Linked DNA regions of Homo sapiens: region 2 is linked to region 1. Evidence: chromatin loops called from intact Hi-C (ENCODE). Cell type or tissue: Panc1. All regions are shown on one strand. Each heading gives the region's core, and the rest is flanking DNA. Links, peaks and the distances in the headings are about the cores only.

What was found. A loop is a pair of places that touch in the nucleus more often than their neighbours do. Peaks named below come from ENCODE experiments on the same cell type or tissue, not always from the same donor. Only the 100,000 strongest peaks of a DNase experiment are listed, where the experiment ranks them.
Region 2: a loop joins it to region 1, with 6 times the contacts of the local background. A loop is called at or near these places in 30 of 110 quality-filtered maps.

What each region holds. Positions count from the first base shown.
Region 1 is chrX:123,829,558-123,838,401 of GRCh38, forward strand. No RefSeq gene overlaps it. Among named protein-coding and RNA genes, the nearest start is that of XIAP, 26 kb to the right of the region's middle. In Panc1, for the core only: a CTCF peak has its summit at 3,990 (motif pointing right); DNase peaks (open chromatin) are centred at 3,984 and 6,546; H3K27ac peaks cover 360 bases.
Region 2 is chrX:123,879,939-123,888,782 of GRCh38, forward strand. XIAP (X-linked inhibitor of apoptosis) reads left to right here. Exons shown (of 7, transcript NM_001167.4): 2 at 5,693-6,601; 3 at 8,681-8,780. The coding sequence starts at 5,725. Among named protein-coding and RNA genes, the nearest start is that of XIAP, 24 kb to the left of the region's middle. In Panc1, for the core only: no CTCF peak of the experiment used is centred there; a DNase peak (open chromatin) is centred at 5,043.

The DNA of each region.
Region 1 (8,844 bases), core at 612-8,611:
TTATAAGTCATCTCTTATCCTTCAAAATGCTTTCCCTCTTTTGGCTTCATCTCATTATCAAACACTTCAACAATATGGCTTCTACTATCCTAAATTATCTCATTCACTTTCCTTTTTGACAGTCTTCCACCCCATCCCAATTTCTCTCCTCCATCTTCCTACCTACTTTTTCTTTTTTTAGGAGATTAGGTCTCCCTATGTTGCCCAGGCTGGAGGACGGTGGCCATTCACAGGTACAATCATAGCTCACTGCAGCCTCTAACTCCTGGGCTCAAGTGATCCTTCCGCCTCAGCTTCCAGAATTGCTGGGACTACATGAGTGCACCACAGTGCCTGGCTATCTTCCTACCTACTAAGTGTTATGAAAGAAATTCTAATCAGGCCAGGCCTGGTGGTTCACACCTGTAATCCCAGCACTTTGGGAGGCCGAGGCGGGTGGATCACCTGAGGTCAGGAGTTCAAGACCAGCCTGGCAAACATGGCAAAACTCCGTCTCTACTGAAAATACAAAAATTAGCCGGGCGTGGTGGCACTCACCTGTAATCCCAGCTACATGGGAGGCAGAGGCAGGAGAATCGCTTGAACCCCGGAGGCGGAGGTTGCAGTGAGCTGAGATCATGCCACTGCACTCTAGCCTGGGCAAGAGTGAGACTCTGTTTCAAAAAGAAAGAAATTCTAATCATACTGCCTGGATTCCATACAAAGTCAGTTTCTCAATGGATAACCCTTAACATCCAACTCTGGAAAGGAATAGCCTTTGGGTCTAAGGCAGCCTCCTAGCTAGCAAATGGTTTGCCAGGATAGCAAATGGTTTGCCAGGATCCATGCATCACTTAAAACCCACAGCTTAAGGTTATATGCATGATGGAACTTGAATGTATTCCTTGAACTTTTGTAGCTTACTGGTTACTCTTTGCTCAGATCTCAGTTCCTGTTTGTTCACTCATCCCTTGCTGAGTGCCCCACGCCACACGCCGCACCATCTACTCCACCCACACCATTTTCCAGTTACTGAACCTTGCCCAACCCTTGTCGGTTGCCATGACTACTTCCATGCTAAGTCAGGACTGACTTCTCCGCCAGGAGCTTTTTTTTTTTTTTTTTTTTTTTTTGAGGCAGAGTCTCACTCTGTCGCCAGGCTGGAGTGCAGTGGCACGATCTCGGTTCACTGCAACCTCCGCCTCCCAGGTTCAAGCGATTCTCCTGCCTCAGCCTCCCAAGTAGCTGGAATAACAGACGCGGGCCACCACTCCCAGCTAATTTTTTTTGTATTTTTAGTAGAGATGGGGTTTCACCATGTCGGTCAGGCTGGTCTTGAACTCCAGACCTTGTGATCCGCTCCCCTCAGCCTCCCAAAGTGCTGGGATTAGAGGCGTGAGCCACCGCACCTGGCCCCACCGGGAGCTTTTTTTTAATTTAATTTTATTTTTTTGAGACGGAGTTTCGCTCTTGTTGCCCAGGCTGGAGTGCAGTGACGTGATCTTGGCTCACTGCAACCTCCGCCTCCCGGGTTCAAGCGATTCTCCTGCCTCAGTCTCCCAAGTAACTAGGATTACAGGCATGTGCCACCGCACCCGGCTAATTTTGTATTTTTAGTAGAGACAAGGTTTCTCCATGTTGGTCAGGCTGCTCTGGAACTCCTGACCTCAGGTGATCCACCCGCCTCGGCCTCCCAAAGTGCTGAGATTACAGGCACGAGCCACCGCGCCTGGCCCACTGGAGCTTTTTAAAACTCCTATATATTGAGACACACACTATACTAAATGCATCACATCCCTATCTCATTGAATGCTCACAACCTTATGAAGCATGAATTACCCCTTTGCTTTCAGCCAATGGTCATGCCTTCCATAATGTGGGAAAGAATGAGCCCATCCAACATAAGCTTCCCTAATTCCTCTCTTATCCATCTCAACCTTTCTCTGGAAGTTTTCTGCTTCACTTCATTTTCTCCAATTGTGAAAAAATATCAACTAGACAGAGACAGAAATAAAGAGGCATCTGAGAGACAGACATAGTCAGTCCATGGTCTCAAGAAGAACAGACCTTTTTTTTTGAGACGGAGTTTCACTTTTGTCACCTAGGCTGGAGTGCAATGGCGTGATCTCGGCTCACTGCAACCTCCACCTCCAGAGTTCAAGCGATTCAACTACCTCAGCCTCCCGAGTAGCTGGGATTACAGGTGCCCGCCACCACACCTGGCTAATTTTTGTATTTTTAGTAGAGATGGGGTTTCGCCATGTTGGCCAGGCTGGTCTCAAACTCCTGACCTCAGGTAATCCACCTTAGGTGCTGGGATTACAGGCATGAGCCACCATGCCCGGCCAGATGGCTTTGATTTTATCTTTGCAACCACCATTCCTATCCTGATGACTCCAGACCCCTCCCTGATAAGTTTCAAAATAATGGCTCCAAATGTCCCATCTCCCACCACAGCTGCCCTTGCCTCAGCTTTGAGGAAAGCATACCACACTCTTCTTTACGTTCTATCACATTTGGTCACTGGCTGAGAGAAGCCCCTCGGATCATCTATCCTTTCCCTTCCTTTCATCTCCACACTGTTCTGTTTCCTCCCCAACACAAATCCACAATGCACCTCTCCCTCTCAGATTTTTCCACTGCACCATAGGGAATTCTCATTCAAAGATAGACAAACTCCTTTCCATGGAAACGTTCCCACTTTCTAGCTCTAAATGAAACATTGCTCTCTCCTCAAGACACCACTGCCCTGCATCTCCCTCCAGGGGAGGCCACACATTTATTCATTTTCTACATATTACAAGACCCAGAAGGCGGGCGTGGTGGTTCACGCCCATAATCCCAGCACTTTGGGAGGCGAAGGCAGGCGGATCTCTTGAGATCAGTTTGAGACCAGCCTAGCCAAAATGGCGAAACCCCGTCTCTACTAAAAATACAAAAATTAGCCAGGCATCATGGCTTATGCCTGTAGTCCCAGCTACTCGGGAGTCTGAAGCAGGGGAATCACTTGAACCTGGGAGGTGGAGGCTGCAGTGAGCTGAGATTGCACCACTGCACTCCAGTCTGGGCAACAGAGCGAGACTCTGTCAAAAAAAAAAAAAAAAAAGACCCAGAGGTAGGGTTGGTATGCTCTTACTACTCTGTCACTATTTCTAAGCTGTAACTCTTCCAACATTGCGTCTTTGAAGTTCATGTCACCCAGTTTTTCTTCTTCATTGCAGTCATCTAACAACCTACTGGCCAGCCTCTCACTGGATATATTGCCACCTGTATCACAGTCTTCCTCTACTAAATTGGCCATCAACCTGGATGACTTCAGTGTTCTTATCAATAAACATCCATCTTGGGCACTTAATGTCTAGGTTGGGGAGTCTAAGATGGCAGCATTTGAACAGCCTTTGCTGACTTAACCTTCTGGTTTCTTGGTGGTTTCTCATTATAAAAGCACTGCATTTGAACAGAGACTCAGCCTTGTGGTGTCCGGTATAGAGAATCGAGGATGGTGTCAGTTCTAAAAAAAAATCTGAATTTTTTTTCAGCAGCTGACTAGATATCTAAGTATCTTATATGGGGAATTGTCTGGGAAAGGTGTTTAAGCAAGAGTTGCAGCAGACAGTCTAGGCTTATCTAGCAAGAATGTATTCAAATCAGCTCTATTACAAAGGGATGACATTGAATTAAAGTTCCATGATGTTGATAAATAAAACAATATTTCATCAAATATTTCCTGAGAGCCTACTACATGCTAGGTACTGTCCCAGAAGCTGAGGACAAAGGAGAAAGAAAAGAAGACATTATCCCATTGCTCAAATTAGTTTATAACTGTTTAACATAAATCATCCAAATATCAAGTAGAGGTAATGATACCCACTCCACAGGGTAACATTGTTTTGAGTTTTAAATGAGAGCATTAATGTACAGCAAATAGCTCAATGTATACATGGTCAGTAAATGGTAAAGGCATGGGGCTATTATGAATTCTCTGCACCTCCCAAATATGACCACCAGGTGTCAGCCTCCCCTAGCCAAACCCTACCAGGTGAAGGGTGTCCAGGTTGTCTATCCTCTCCAACACTAGAGGAAAGAGCAAAGGATCTTGGTGCGACGATTTACCCTTCACCTACTGCTGTTCTGAGCTACTTAGGTGCACAAATATCAGCACCGATTTTTTTTTGAGATGGAGTTTCGCTCTTGTTGCCCAGGCTGGAGTGCAATGGCGTGATCTCGGCTCATTGCAACCTCCGCCTCCCAGATTCAAGCGATTCTCCTGTGTCAGCCTTCCGAGTAGCTGGGACTTCAGGCGTGTGCCACCATGCCCAGCTAATTTTTTTGTATTTTTTAGTAGAGACGGGGGCGGGGGGGTTCGCCATGTTGGCCAAGCTGGTCTCGAACTCCTGACCTCAGGTGATCCACCCGCCTCGGCCTCTCAAAGTGCTGGGATGACAGGCGTGAGGCACCTCACCCAGCCCAGAAATATCTTAGTACCTATTTTAGGTGAGAACTTGCCTGCCTACAGACTAAACCCAGTTGTGCAGTCTCCCTAGACATGGAAATTTGGAAATGTCCAAGATAAGGTCAAGGAAAAACAGAAAAAGAACGTTCAAGGCAAAGAAGAGCAAAAAAGTGGAATCAGGAAAAAGCCAGGGAGAGAATGAAATAGGAGGAGGAAAGAAGAGATTTAGAGAGAGGAAAAGATAAAACTTTTCTTACTCAGTCACCTCTCCAGGGCCTCACCAAAAGCTGTGCCAAAGCCCTTTCATTTAAGCCACCAGCAACCTGAAACCCCCACCTCCCAGGCTCCTGCCACAGGTCAAATCCCTTTTTAATCCTTGTAATCCCACTGATTCTCTAGCTGGCTTTCTCTTGGATATATTTCAGAGAGGAGCTTTAGAGTCCCTGGCAAAGAACTCATCATTCATTTTTGGCCCATGTAATTTCTACTTTATATATGAGCTTCCATCTTTTCCAGACTTCCCTGTTCTCCCCATTAGAAACTATATTTCCATTTTTTGAGAGACACTTTTCCCCCACTTACAATAGCCTCTTTCACTTTGCTAGTTCACCAAGCTGCAGGTTTTATTTCCCAAGTGCATAGTATTTTTTATCATTGGCATACATTTTTTTCAGGCTTCCAAAAAGTATTTTTAAAGTAGTCCACAGGCTTCCTGTGGGTTATTGACTTTTTGAATGTTAGTCTTAATTTGTCCTAATGTCTAGTAACATGTGGCATACCCAAACAGGAGTAAGCCTTGTTCGGACACCATCCTGAAGCAGGATTGTTGACTCAGTCTGCTCTCTTTGGGCAGAAACCTGGCTGTAACTGAGTTAGGCCCATCCACCGGTTAAGAGCTCTTTACTTCACACAGAACAGATCTTTGCTCAGGAATTTCTAAAGAAAACCAGAAGGAGGCCAGGCGCCATGGCTCACGCCTGTAATCCCAGCAATTTGGGAGGCCAAGGAGGGTGGATCACTTGAGGTCAGGAGTTTGAGACCAGCCTGGCCAACATGGTGAAACCCCTTCTCTACTAAAAAAATACGAAAATTAGCTGGGTGTGGTGGTGTGCTATGCCTGCAATCCCAGCTACTCAGGAGACTGAGGCAGGAGAATCGCTTGAACCCGGGAGGCGGAGGTTGTGGTGAGCCAAGGTCACGCCACTGCACTCCAGCCTCGGTGACAGAGTGAGACTTTGTCTCAAAAAAAAAAAAATTAAAGCATATTGCAATTCACGTAAAGGCTAAATTTATGAACTAATGAACTACCGCTAATTCCTCCTCACTCTTAGCAAGAAATGGTTAAGGGAAGTGAAGCAATTTCTAGGACAACATAAGGATTCTAGGAATTTACAGCCAGTTACCTGAAAAGTCTGAACTTGGATTTCTTCCAAATAATGACCAATCCAGGTCATTGCCTGATCAATCACAAGAGGCCTGAGCCTACAAGGCCATGTCCCACCTCTCAACTCTCCCATGGGAGGCTGTCATGAGACAATTTCCCATCGGCTCTCAGGCTCTGATGAGGAATGGAGCTTTCTGCCTCACTCCCACATAATATAAAACTGCTTTTAAATATAATACATAAATAAAAATTTATAAAATGCACATTGTATAAATATTAAATATAAATTTATATAAATATATATCCTGCATACTATAAAGCTGCAGAACATAAAACCTCCAAGTGGTAGCTGTGAAGGGACTCCTCCCAAATACAATGTCCCACAACACACATTGCAGTCATCTGGCCCCTTTTTGCTTCATTGTCATGTTTTTTTGTTTGTTTTTGAGACAGATTCTCACTCTGTTGCCCAGATTGGAAATGCAATGGCGCAATCACAGCTTACTGAAGCCTTGAAATCCTGGGCTCAAGCAGTCCTTCTGCCTTAGCCTCCTGAGCAGTTGGAACCACAGGTGCCTGCCACCATGCCTAGCTAATTTTTATTTTATTTTTTGTAGTGACGGTGTCTCACTATGTTGCACAGGTTGTTCTTGAACTCCTGGGCTCAAGTGATCTTGCAGCCTTAGCCTCCCAAAGCACTGGGATTATAGGCATGAGCCACCGTGCCCAGCCAGTGTTGTATTTTTAGTGTTGGGGACAATGATTCACAGGGAGCTCTCACCTAGGTTTAGTCTTCTTTTTGCTGTCTAAGTAATAAAATGTCTAAATCTAGAATGACTCATTGTTTCTTTACCAACCAAATTAGTCAGCTCTTGGCCCTTGCCTTGCCTTTTTTTTCTTTGAGACAGAGTCTCCCTCTGTTGCCAGGCTGGAGTACAGTGGGGTGATCTTGGCTCACTGCAATCTCCGCCTCCCGGGTTCAAGCGATTCTCCTGCCTCAGCCTCCTGAGTAGCTGGGATTGCAGGCATAGTACGCCACCACACCCAGCTAATTTTCATATTTTTTTAGTAGAGACGAGGTTTCACCATGTTGGCCAGGCTGGTCTCGAACTCCTGTCGCTGGGACTATACAGGTGCGTGCAACCACACCCGGCTAATTTTTTTTTTGGTAGAGACGAGGTTTCTCCATGTTGGCCAAGCTGGTCTCGAACTCCTGTAGCTGGGACTATACAGGCACGTGCAATCACACCCGGCTAATTTTTTTTAGTAGAGACAAGGTTTCTCCATGTTGGCCAGGATGGTCTTTTGACCTTGTGATCCACCCGCCTTGGCCTCCCAAAGTGCTGGGATTACAGGCGTGAGCCACCACGCCCGGCCGGCCCTTGCCTTGTCTTATGTGTGAGCTTGACAACCCTTAAACCAGTCCACACAACCAAAATGTGATTGAGTCCAAAGCATGACAGGTGAAGAAGATAGCTGGGGCCAGGCACAGAGGCTCATACCTATAATCCCAGCACTTTGGGAGGGCAAGGCAGGAGGGTCACTTGAGCCTAGGCCTCCAAGACCAGCATGGGTAACATAGTGAGACCCCATTTCTACAAAAAAACAAAAAACCAAGCCCAAAACAAAACAAAAAGACAATACAGTTGGTTCCATTGACAACGTCTGATTACTCCTTCCTACAGGAGGCTGTTGCTGTTTCTGACACTAAATGAGGGTTCACGTTTGTGTTGTATATTCTTTTTTTTTTTTTTTTTTTTTTTGAGATGGAGTTTCTCTGTTGCCCAGGCTGGAGTGCAATGGCACGATCCCGACTCACTGAAATCCACGCCTCCCAGGTTCAAGCGATTCTCCTGTCTCCTGACTCAGCCTCCCAAGTAGCTGGGATTACAGGCGCCCGCCACAACGCCTGGCTAATTTTTGTATTTTTAGTAGAGGCGAGGTTTTGCCATGTTTGCCAGGTTGGTCTCGAACTCCTAGCCTCAAGCAATTTGCCCGCCTCGGCCTCCCAAAGTGCTGGGATTACAGGCATGAGCCACCTCGCCCGGCCTTGTGTTGTATATTCTATGAGTTTGGACAAATGAATAATGGCATGTATCCACCATTACAGTATCATACAAAATAGTCTCACTGCTCTAAAAATCCTCTGTGCTCTGCTTATTCATCCCTGTCTCTCTCCTTCCTAACCATTGATCACCACTGAACTTTTCACTATCTCCATAGTTTTGCCTCTTCCAGAATGTCACATAGTTGGAAACATACCTTATGTAGACTTTTCAGATTGGCTTTTTTCAGTGAGTAATACGCATTTAAAGTTCCTACATATCTAGCCCGGGCTTGGTGGCTCATGCCGGTAATCCCAGTACTTTGGGAGGCCAAGGCGGGCAGATCACCTGAAGCTAGGAGTTTGAGACCAGCCTGACCAACATGGAGATACCCTGTCTCCACTAAAAGTACAAAATTAGCTGGGCATGATGGCGCATGCCTGTCATCCCTGGTACTTGGGAGGCTGAGGCAGGAGAATCACTTGAATCCGAGAGGCGGAAGTTGCAGTGAGCCGAGATCGCGCCATTGCACTCCAGCCTGGGCAACAAGAGTGAAACTCCGACTCAAAAAAAAAAAAAAGTTCCTATATGTCTTTTCATGGTTTCATAACTCATTTCTTTTTTTTCTTTCTTGCTTTTTTTTTTTTTTTTTTTTGAGATGGTGTCTTACTCTATCACCCAGGCTGGAGTGCAATGGGGCGATCTCGGCTCACTGCAACATCTGCCTCCCAGGTTCAAGTGATTCTCCTGCCTCAGCTTCCTGAGTAGCTGGGATTACAAGCACCCACTACCATGCCGGGCTAGTTTTTTTTATTTTTATTTATTTATTTATTTATTTATTTATTTATTTGAGACAGAGTTTCGCTCTTGTTGCCCAGGCTGGAGTGCAAAGGCACAATCTTGGCTCACCGCGACCTCCGCCTCCCAGGTTCAAGCGATTCTCCTGCCTCAGCCTCCTGAGTAGCCGGGATTACAGGCATGTG
Region 2 (8,844 bases), core at 366-8,365, 50 kb after region 1:
CCCGTCTTTACTAAAAATACAAAAAATTAGCTGGGTGTGGTGGCACGTGCCTGTAGTCCCAGCTACTTGGGAGGCTGAGACAGGAGACTCCCTTGAACCCGGGAGGCGGAGGTTGCAGTGAGCCGAGATTGCGCCACTGCACTCCAGCCTGGGCGACAGAGCAAGACTCCGTCTCAAAAAAGAAAACCTTAAGGCTGGGCGCGGTGGCTCATGCCTATAATCCCAGCACTTTGGGAGGCCGAGGCGGGCGGATCACCTGAGGTCAGGAGTTCAAGACCAGCCTGGCCAACATAGAGGAACCCTGTCTCTACTAAAAATACAAAATTGCCGGGTGTGGTGGTGGGTGCCTGTAATCCCAGCCACTCAGGAGGCTGAGGTGGGAGAATCACTTGAGCTCAAGAGGCGGAGGTTGTGGTGAACCGAGGTCGTGCCATTGCACTCCAGCCTGGGCAACAAGAGTGAAACTCTGTCTCAAAAAAAAAAAAGAAAGAAAACCCTAATAAAAAAAAAAAAAGCAGCCTGGCACAGTGGTTCACACCTGTTATCCCAGCACTTTGGGAGTTCGAGGCAGGTGGATCACCTGAGATCAGCAGTTCAATTCCAGCCTGGCCAACATGTTGAAACCCCATCTCTTCTAAAAATAAAAAAATTAGCCAGGCGTGGTGGCGGGCGCCTGTAATCCCAGCTACTTGGGAGGCTGAGACAGGAGAATGGCTTGGACCTGGGAGGCGGAGGTTGCAGTGAGTTGAGATCACGCCATTTCACTCCAGCCTGGGCCATAAGAGCAAAACTCTGTTTCAAAAAAAAAAAAAAAAAAAGGGAGAAATAGAAACTTTTGTGTCGTATACAGACACCAGGGTTTTGTATGTGCCTTTGTCTCTGTATCCCCCACCTCCACATTCCCACATTCTCGCTAGATTAGCTGTCAACCTCCTCTCCTTGGCACCTCCTGGTGGCTCTCTTTACGCAGTTGACTGGACTAAATGTATGTACATACATGTATACTGTAAAACCTTACATATCACCATTGTAGAATCTCCCAAACCCTTCATTTAAACATGCACCATTGCTTGCTGGTCCTTTTTGTCCCATTTTTTGCTTCCATAGTGCTATTTTCCCAACTACTGTTACCCTTAAGATTCCTGACTTCCCAGCCCCTTTATACCAAAAGCTTTCTTTGACATTTTTCTCTTTCCGTGCCTTCCTGCCTTTCCACTTACCCAGTACAAAGCCTGAAGATGCTTTCACAGAGAAGCCTTAAATTATCCCAGCATACTTTATTGCACCCACACCTTTTCACTTCAAAAACCTTTTTGTCACCCTTGTCTAATATTCATACCCTATTTTCTTCTATATTCTCAATTCATCTGCTCCATATATACTTGTTTTCTGTGGTATCATTTTCCCCACCTCCATTTCACTTAGATCCTATATTTTTTTACCCTATCTTACCCTTTTTGTTTGGTGCCTTCCTCCAAACCCAAGGTTTCTGTCTTTCATCAGTCATCCTTCCACCTTTCACTCTTAAACTCTGGTAATTCTGGTTTTCCTCCTTCTCAAAAAGCTCACACTCTGCTAATGTGTATATATTGTTCACTTGAGTGCTTCTAAATAAATATTTACTTTTCAAAACAGTGAAATCTGAACTATTAGCATGGAAACAACCTCTGGGAAGATAAGATCTCCACTCAAAAGCTTCAAATTGAGATTCTCCTGCTCATGTTGAATGATGGTTTTATCTAATATTTTCTGAAATAGGGTGACTACTTGAACTACACAAAATTGTGAAATGAGAATATCTTTGATTTTATACTTCTATTTTTTTTTTTTTTTTTGAGACAGAGTCTCACTCTATCACCCAGGCTGGAGTGCAGTGGCAGTCTTGGCTCATTGCACCCTCCACCTCCCAGGTTCAGGTGATTCTCGTCCCTTGGCCTCCCAAGTAGCTGGGATTATAGGCATGTGCCACCACACCCGGCTAATTTTTGTAGTTTTTGGTAGAGATGGGGTTTCACCATGTTGGCCAGGCTGGTCTTGAACTCCTGACCTCAAGTGATCCACCCACCTCAGCCTCCCAAAGTGTTGGGATTACAGGCGTGAGCCACTGTGCCTGGCCACTTACATCTATTTTGATTGACTTGAAATAAAATTTAACACCTCAGGGAAGGCAATTCTCATGTGTTTTGAATTATACTGAGCATTAATTCTTCAGGATAATTATAGACTTGGAAAGGTTTAACCCAGTCTCCCAGTCCATGCTGAAGTTCCTTTAAGTGATAGGAGGAACTCATAATCTACAAGGCAACCCAATCCATTTGGTGCTACCATCGATTGTTATAAAGCCCATCCTTGGGTTAAAATCTACTATTTACAGTTGTATTTAATGACCTTAATTCTGCCCTCAAGCTATATAAAATTTGGATCTGTTTTCTACATGATAATCTTTTAGATATCTTAAGGTAGTTAGTCTATCCTCTCTACCCTTCCCCTCACAGTTTTTCCACCCTTTGAGATAAATATCCTTCGCTATTCCAACTATTTCTCATATGGTATCATTTTTATCATCCCGATTGCTCCCTAAGGATGTTAAACTTTGTTAATGTCCCTTCCAAAATGTATTTGGAACTGGAAATAATATCCCTTGGTAGCTGAATTGGATCTGGATGTTGCACATCTGGACACTAATGCAGTCTGAAGTTGCTGTAAGTTTTTTAGTCGACTTGTAATGTTGGCTTATGATGAATTTGTAATTAAATAAAATCCCAAGGTTTTAATCTGGAGGATTGCCTTTAAGTGATTTCTTCTTAAACTAAGTCTCAATCTTCTTTTAGTTATGCAACAGATTTTTTTTGTTTGTTTTTTGAGACGCTCGCTCTGTCGCCCAGGCTGGGGTGCAGTGGCACGATCTCAGCTCACTGCAACCTCCACTTCCTGGGTTCAAGCAATTCTCCTGCCTCAGCCTCCCAAGTAGCTGGGATTACAGGCATCCGCCATCATGCCTGGCTAATTTTCTTTCTTTCTTTTTTATTTTTTTTTAGTAGAGACGGGGTTTCTCCATTTTGGTCAGGCTGGTCTCGAACTCCTGACCTCAGGTGACCCACCCTCCTCAGCCTCCCAGAGTGCTGGGATTACAGGCGTGAGCCATCACGCCCGGCCTTTTTTGAGATGGAGCCTCGCTCTGTCGCCCAGGATGGAGTGCAGTGGCATGATCTTGGCTCACTGCAACCTCCGCTCCCCGGGTTCAAGGCATTCTTCTGTTTCAGCCTTCCGAGTAGCTGGGATTACAGGTACCTGCCACCACGCCTGGCTAATTTTTGTATTTTTAGTAGAGGTGGGGGTTTCACCATGTTGGTCAGGCTGGTCTCGAACTCCTGACCTCAAGTTATCCGGCCACCTTGGCCTCCCAAAGTGCTGAGATTACAGGCATGAGTCACCGTGTCCGGCCTATGCACCAGATATTTTTTAAAAACCAGATGTAAGACTTTATACTTATCCCTATTAAATTTTATCTCATTAGCCTATCAGGTAGCCTTGGTTTTTTTCTTTTCTTTTCTTTTCTTTTTTTTTTTTTTTTTGAGACAGAGTTTCACTCTTGTTGCCCAGGCTGGAGTGCAGTGGCGCGATCTCAGCTCACTGCAACCTCTGCCTCCCGGGTTCAAGCGATTCTCCTGCCTCAGTCTCCCAAGTAGCTGGGATTACAGGCATGCTCCACCACGCCCAGCTAATTTTGTGTTTTTAGTAGAGACAGGGTTTCTCCCTGTTGGTCAGGCCGGTCTCAAACTCCCGACCTCAGGTGATTTGCCCACCTCGGCCTCCCAAAGTGCTGGGATTACAGGTGTGAACCACCATGCCCGGCTGTTTTTTTTAAGACTAGTCAAGTGCAGAGTGAGAAGGGGGGAAAGAGTAGAACAAGGAGTTTGATCAGCCTTGGTTTCTTTGAATCTTGATTTTTGTCATCCAGTTTATTGTGCTGATTCAACAAAGGGCCTTGAAGCTAATGTTGGAATGTTTTCAGACATATAGGAAATGATAATTCATCAAAAGTCATGGAGACTATATTCCAAAAGTTTTATGCAGATATAACTCAGCTGTTGAGGTATATGAGTTAATACCACTATAAATTGACATGGCCAGGAAAGACTGAAGTCCATTGCCAGCTTGCTTTGTGTTGAACATTACTCCAAAAGAGATTAAATTTTAAGGCATATTGTGTCAACATAAAGGCAAAAGAGCTGGCTAATTCTTCTCAAGAAATCAATTAATGGCAGGGCGCGGTGGCTCACGCCTGTAATCCCAGCATTTTGGAAGGCCGAGGCGGGCAGATCACCTGAGGTCAGGAGTTCAAGACCAGCCTGACCAACCTGGAGAAACCCCGTCTCTACTAAAAAATACAAAATTAGCCGGGCATGGTGGCGCATGCCTGTAATCCCAGCTACTTGAGAGGCTGAGGCAGGATAATTGCTTGAACCTGGGAGGCGGAGGTCGCATGAACCAGTATCACACCATTGCACTCCAGCCTGGGCAGCAAGAGCAAAACTCCATCTCAAAAAAAAAAAAAATCAATTAATGCACGCATAATATAGAGACAGAGTCATTGTTACCATTCTCTTATTTTGCCTTTGACAAGTTTATATTGAGCATGTTATCAGGCAATGTGGGAGATTCTGGAGAACCAGGTTTGCCTCATAACTAGGGTTACCATATACTCTAGTTTGCCTGGGGCAACCCTGATTTATGCCTGTTGTCCCAGTGTGATTATTACTAGTGTAATTTTTCACTTTGAGAAGTGTCCAGGTTTGGAGGATAAATTATCTTTCTAATAATTGATACCCTTCTCATAACCTAACGGGTTCCTTTTAGTATTTTATCTGGGTTAAAATTACCAGCTGTAATTTGGCAGCTCTAATAAGACTGCAGCAATACTTATCTTCCATTTGAACAGATTGTTACTTGACCAAGGGAAGTTAATAGCAAAAGTAACTGCAGGGCACATGTATGTCATGGGCAAAAAAAAAAAAGTAACAGCAATTAAGGTTTGCAGGTACTTAGAATTTTTCCTGAGCCACCCTCTAGAGGGCAGTGTTACATATATATCTGTAATTATCCAGTTACAACAAAAAAAGGGCTCTCATTCATGCATGAAAATCAGAAATATTTCATACTCTTAAAGAACACATTGGAACCAATATTATGATTAAAACATATTTTGCTAAGCAAAGAGATATTAAAAATTAATTCATTAACATTCTGAACATTTTTTAACTTGTAAAAACAACTTTGATGCCTTGAATATATAATGATTCATTATAACAATTATGCATAGATTTTAATAATCTGCATATTTTATGCTTTCATGTTTTTCCTAATTAATGATTTGACATGGTTAATAATTATAATATATTCTGCATCACAGTTTACATATTTATGTAAAATAAGCATTTAAAAATTATTAGTTTTATTCTGCCTGCTTAAATATTACTTTCCTCAAAAAGAGAAAACAAAAATGCTAGATTTTACTTTATGACTTGAATGATGTGGTAATGTCGAACTCTAGTATTTAGAATTAGAATGTTTCTTAGCGGTCGTGTAGTTATTTTTATGTCATAAGTGGATAATTTGTTAGCTCCTATAACAAAAGTCTGTTGCTTGTGTTTCACATTTTGGATTTCCTAATATAATGTTCTCTTTTTAGAAAAGGTGGACAAGTCCTATTTTCAAGAGAAGATGACTTTTAACAGTTTTGAAGGATCTAAAACTTGTGTACCTGCAGACATCAATAAGGAAGAAGAATTTGTAGAAGAGTTTAATAGATTAAAAACTTTTGCTAATTTTCCAAGTGGTAGTCCTGTTTCAGCATCAACACTGGCACGAGCAGGGTTTCTTTATACTGGTGAAGGAGATACCGTGCGGTGCTTTAGTTGTCATGCAGCTGTAGATAGATGGCAATATGGAGACTCAGCAGTTGGAAGACACAGGAAAGTATCCCCAAATTGCAGATTTATCAACGGCTTTTATCTTGAAAATAGTGCCACGCAGTCTACAAATTCTGGTATCCAGAATGGTCAGTACAAAGTTGAAAACTATCTGGGAAGCAGAGATCATTTTGCCTTAGACAGGCCATCTGAGACACATGCAGACTATCTTTTGAGAACTGGGCAGGTTGTAGATATATCAGACACCATATACCCGAGGAACCCTGCCATGTATAGTGAAGAAGCTAGATTAAAGTCCTTTCAGAACTGGCCAGACTATGCTCACCTAACCCCAAGAGAGTTAGCAAGTGCTGGACTCTACTACACAGGTATTGGTGACCAAGTGCAGTGCTTTTGTTGTGGTGGAAAACTGAAAAATTGGGAACCTTGTGATCGTGCCTGGTCAGAACACAGGCGACACTTTCCTAATTGCTTCTTTGTTTTGGGCCGGAATCTTAATATTCGAAGTGAATCTGATGCTGTGAGTTCTGATAGGAATTTCCCAAATTCAACAAATCTTCCAAGAAATCCATCCATGGCAGATTATGAAGCACGGATCTTTACTTTTGGGACATGGATATACTCAGTTAACAAGGAGCAGCTTGCAAGAGCTGGATTTTATGCTTTAGGTAAACTTTATTATAAAACCAATAAATAGCTTCCCAAGTATGCCAGGGCTCATAAAAAGTAAATAGATGCCCTTAGCCCCCTGAACTGGTAAATATTTAGGTATAACTTGGCATGATTATATATATATCTGTATTATTCCGTGAACTCTTATGTTGAACCTGTAATGTAACTACTGAATTTATGTGAAAAAGACTACCATATTATGAGTCATGCTTCTCTTCATGTAATTGTTTTTAGGAAGTAGATAACTTGCAAAAGATGGTAGACATCCCCAATAGCAAAATGGGTCTAATAGTAATATTAACCATCATTTATTGAGCACTTACTATAAGTGCTCAATACATATACTTCATGCATTTTCTCTAAGCTTCACAATAGCTTTGTTTGTTTGTTTTTGAGACAGAGTTTCGCTCTTGTTATCCAGGCTGGAGTGCAATGGCGTGATTTAGGCTCACCACAACCTCCACCTCCCGGGTTCAAGCGATTCTCCTGCCTCAGCCTCCTGAGTAGCTGGGATTACAGGCATGTGCCACCACGCCCGGCTAATTTTGTATTTTTAGTAGACACAGGGTCTCTCCCTGTTGGTCAGGCTGGTCTCAAACTCCTGACCTCAGGTGATCCACCCGCCTCGGCCTCCCAAAGTGCTGGGATTACAGGTGCATGCACCATGCCTGGCTAATTTTTGTACTTTTAGTAGAGACAGGGTTTCACCATGGCCAGGCTGGTCTCGAACTCCTGACCTTGTGATCCGCCCGCCTTGGCCTCCCAAAGTGCTGGGATTACAGGCATGAGCCACTGCGCCGGCCATATGAGTACTTTCAAATGGACTGTGGTAGACATTTCAGGAAGGGCCATTGGAGTGATTGCTTCTAAAGATATTTTAAAAAGTTATACCATTATATATTTGACCCATTTATTTTAAGATTGAATAATGCCTATAAAATATTGGTTATTTCGAAAGATTTTATTTATGTACCATCATATAGTAATCTTGAAGGTTTGTTTAGTGTCATGTAGCTATAAACTTAGAGAAACTTACAATTTCATTATGTAGAACTTTAATGTTACTAATACTTGAAACATAACTTGTTTTAAAATTTCACAGTTTGAAACAGTAAGGACAATATTGGTGGCCCAAATAACATACTAAAAAGAAAGTATGGCCGGGCGCGGTGGCTCCCGCCTATAATCCCAGCACTTTGGGAGGCTGAGGTGGGTGGATCACCTGAAGTCAGGAGTTCAAGACCAGCCTGGCCAACATGGTGAAACCCCGTCTCTACTAAAAATACAAAAATTAGCTGGGCGTGATGGCATGCGCCTGTAGTCCCAGCTACTTGGGAGACTGAGGCAGGAGAATCACTTGAACCCAGAAGGCAGAGGTTGCAGTGAGCCGTGATCGCGCCATTGCACTCCAGCCTGGGCAACAAGAGTAAAACTCCATCTCAGAAAAAAATAATAATAATTAATAAATAAATAAATAAATAAATAAATAAATAAATGAAAATAAAGTATGCCAGGTACAGTGGCTTACGCCTGTAATCCCAACACTTTGGAAGGCCGAGGCGGGTGGATCACTTGAGGTCAGGAGTTCAAGATCAGGCTGGCCAACATGGTGAAACCCCATCTCTACCAAAGATATAAAAAATTAGCCGGGTGTGGTGGCGCATGCCTGTAATCCCAGCTACTTGAGAGGCTGAGGCAGGAGAATCGCTTGAACTCAGGAGGCAAAGGTTGCAGTGAACCAAGACTGCGCCATTGCACTCCGGTCTGGGGAACAGAGCCAGACTCAGTCTCAAAAAAAGAAAGAAAGTAACAATTTTAGTTTTTAACATAAAACTTGGGCAGTTTTATTTTTGTCTTCTATAAAAATACCTCACATTGAATCAGTGAATTTAGTGTGTATTTCTTCCTCAAAGGATAAAAATCATATCTGTTACTTAGATGTGAATTTGAATGTCTTGTTTTAAGCTGTGAGATTTTCATGTTTTTTAGATGTGCTTAATTTTTAGGTGTTAAATGAATATTTTTGTGTAAGCTTCTAATTGCACAAATACATATATTCCTGTGTGTTTTCGTAGGTGAAGGTGATAAAGTAAAGTGCTTTCACTGTGGAGGAGGGCTAACTGATTGGAAGCCCAGTGAAGACCCTTGGGAACAACATGCTAAATGGTATCCAGGGTAAGATATTTAATTGTTCATTGTACAGGCAAGTTGGATAGCATGCAGTGGGAGACTTGAATTA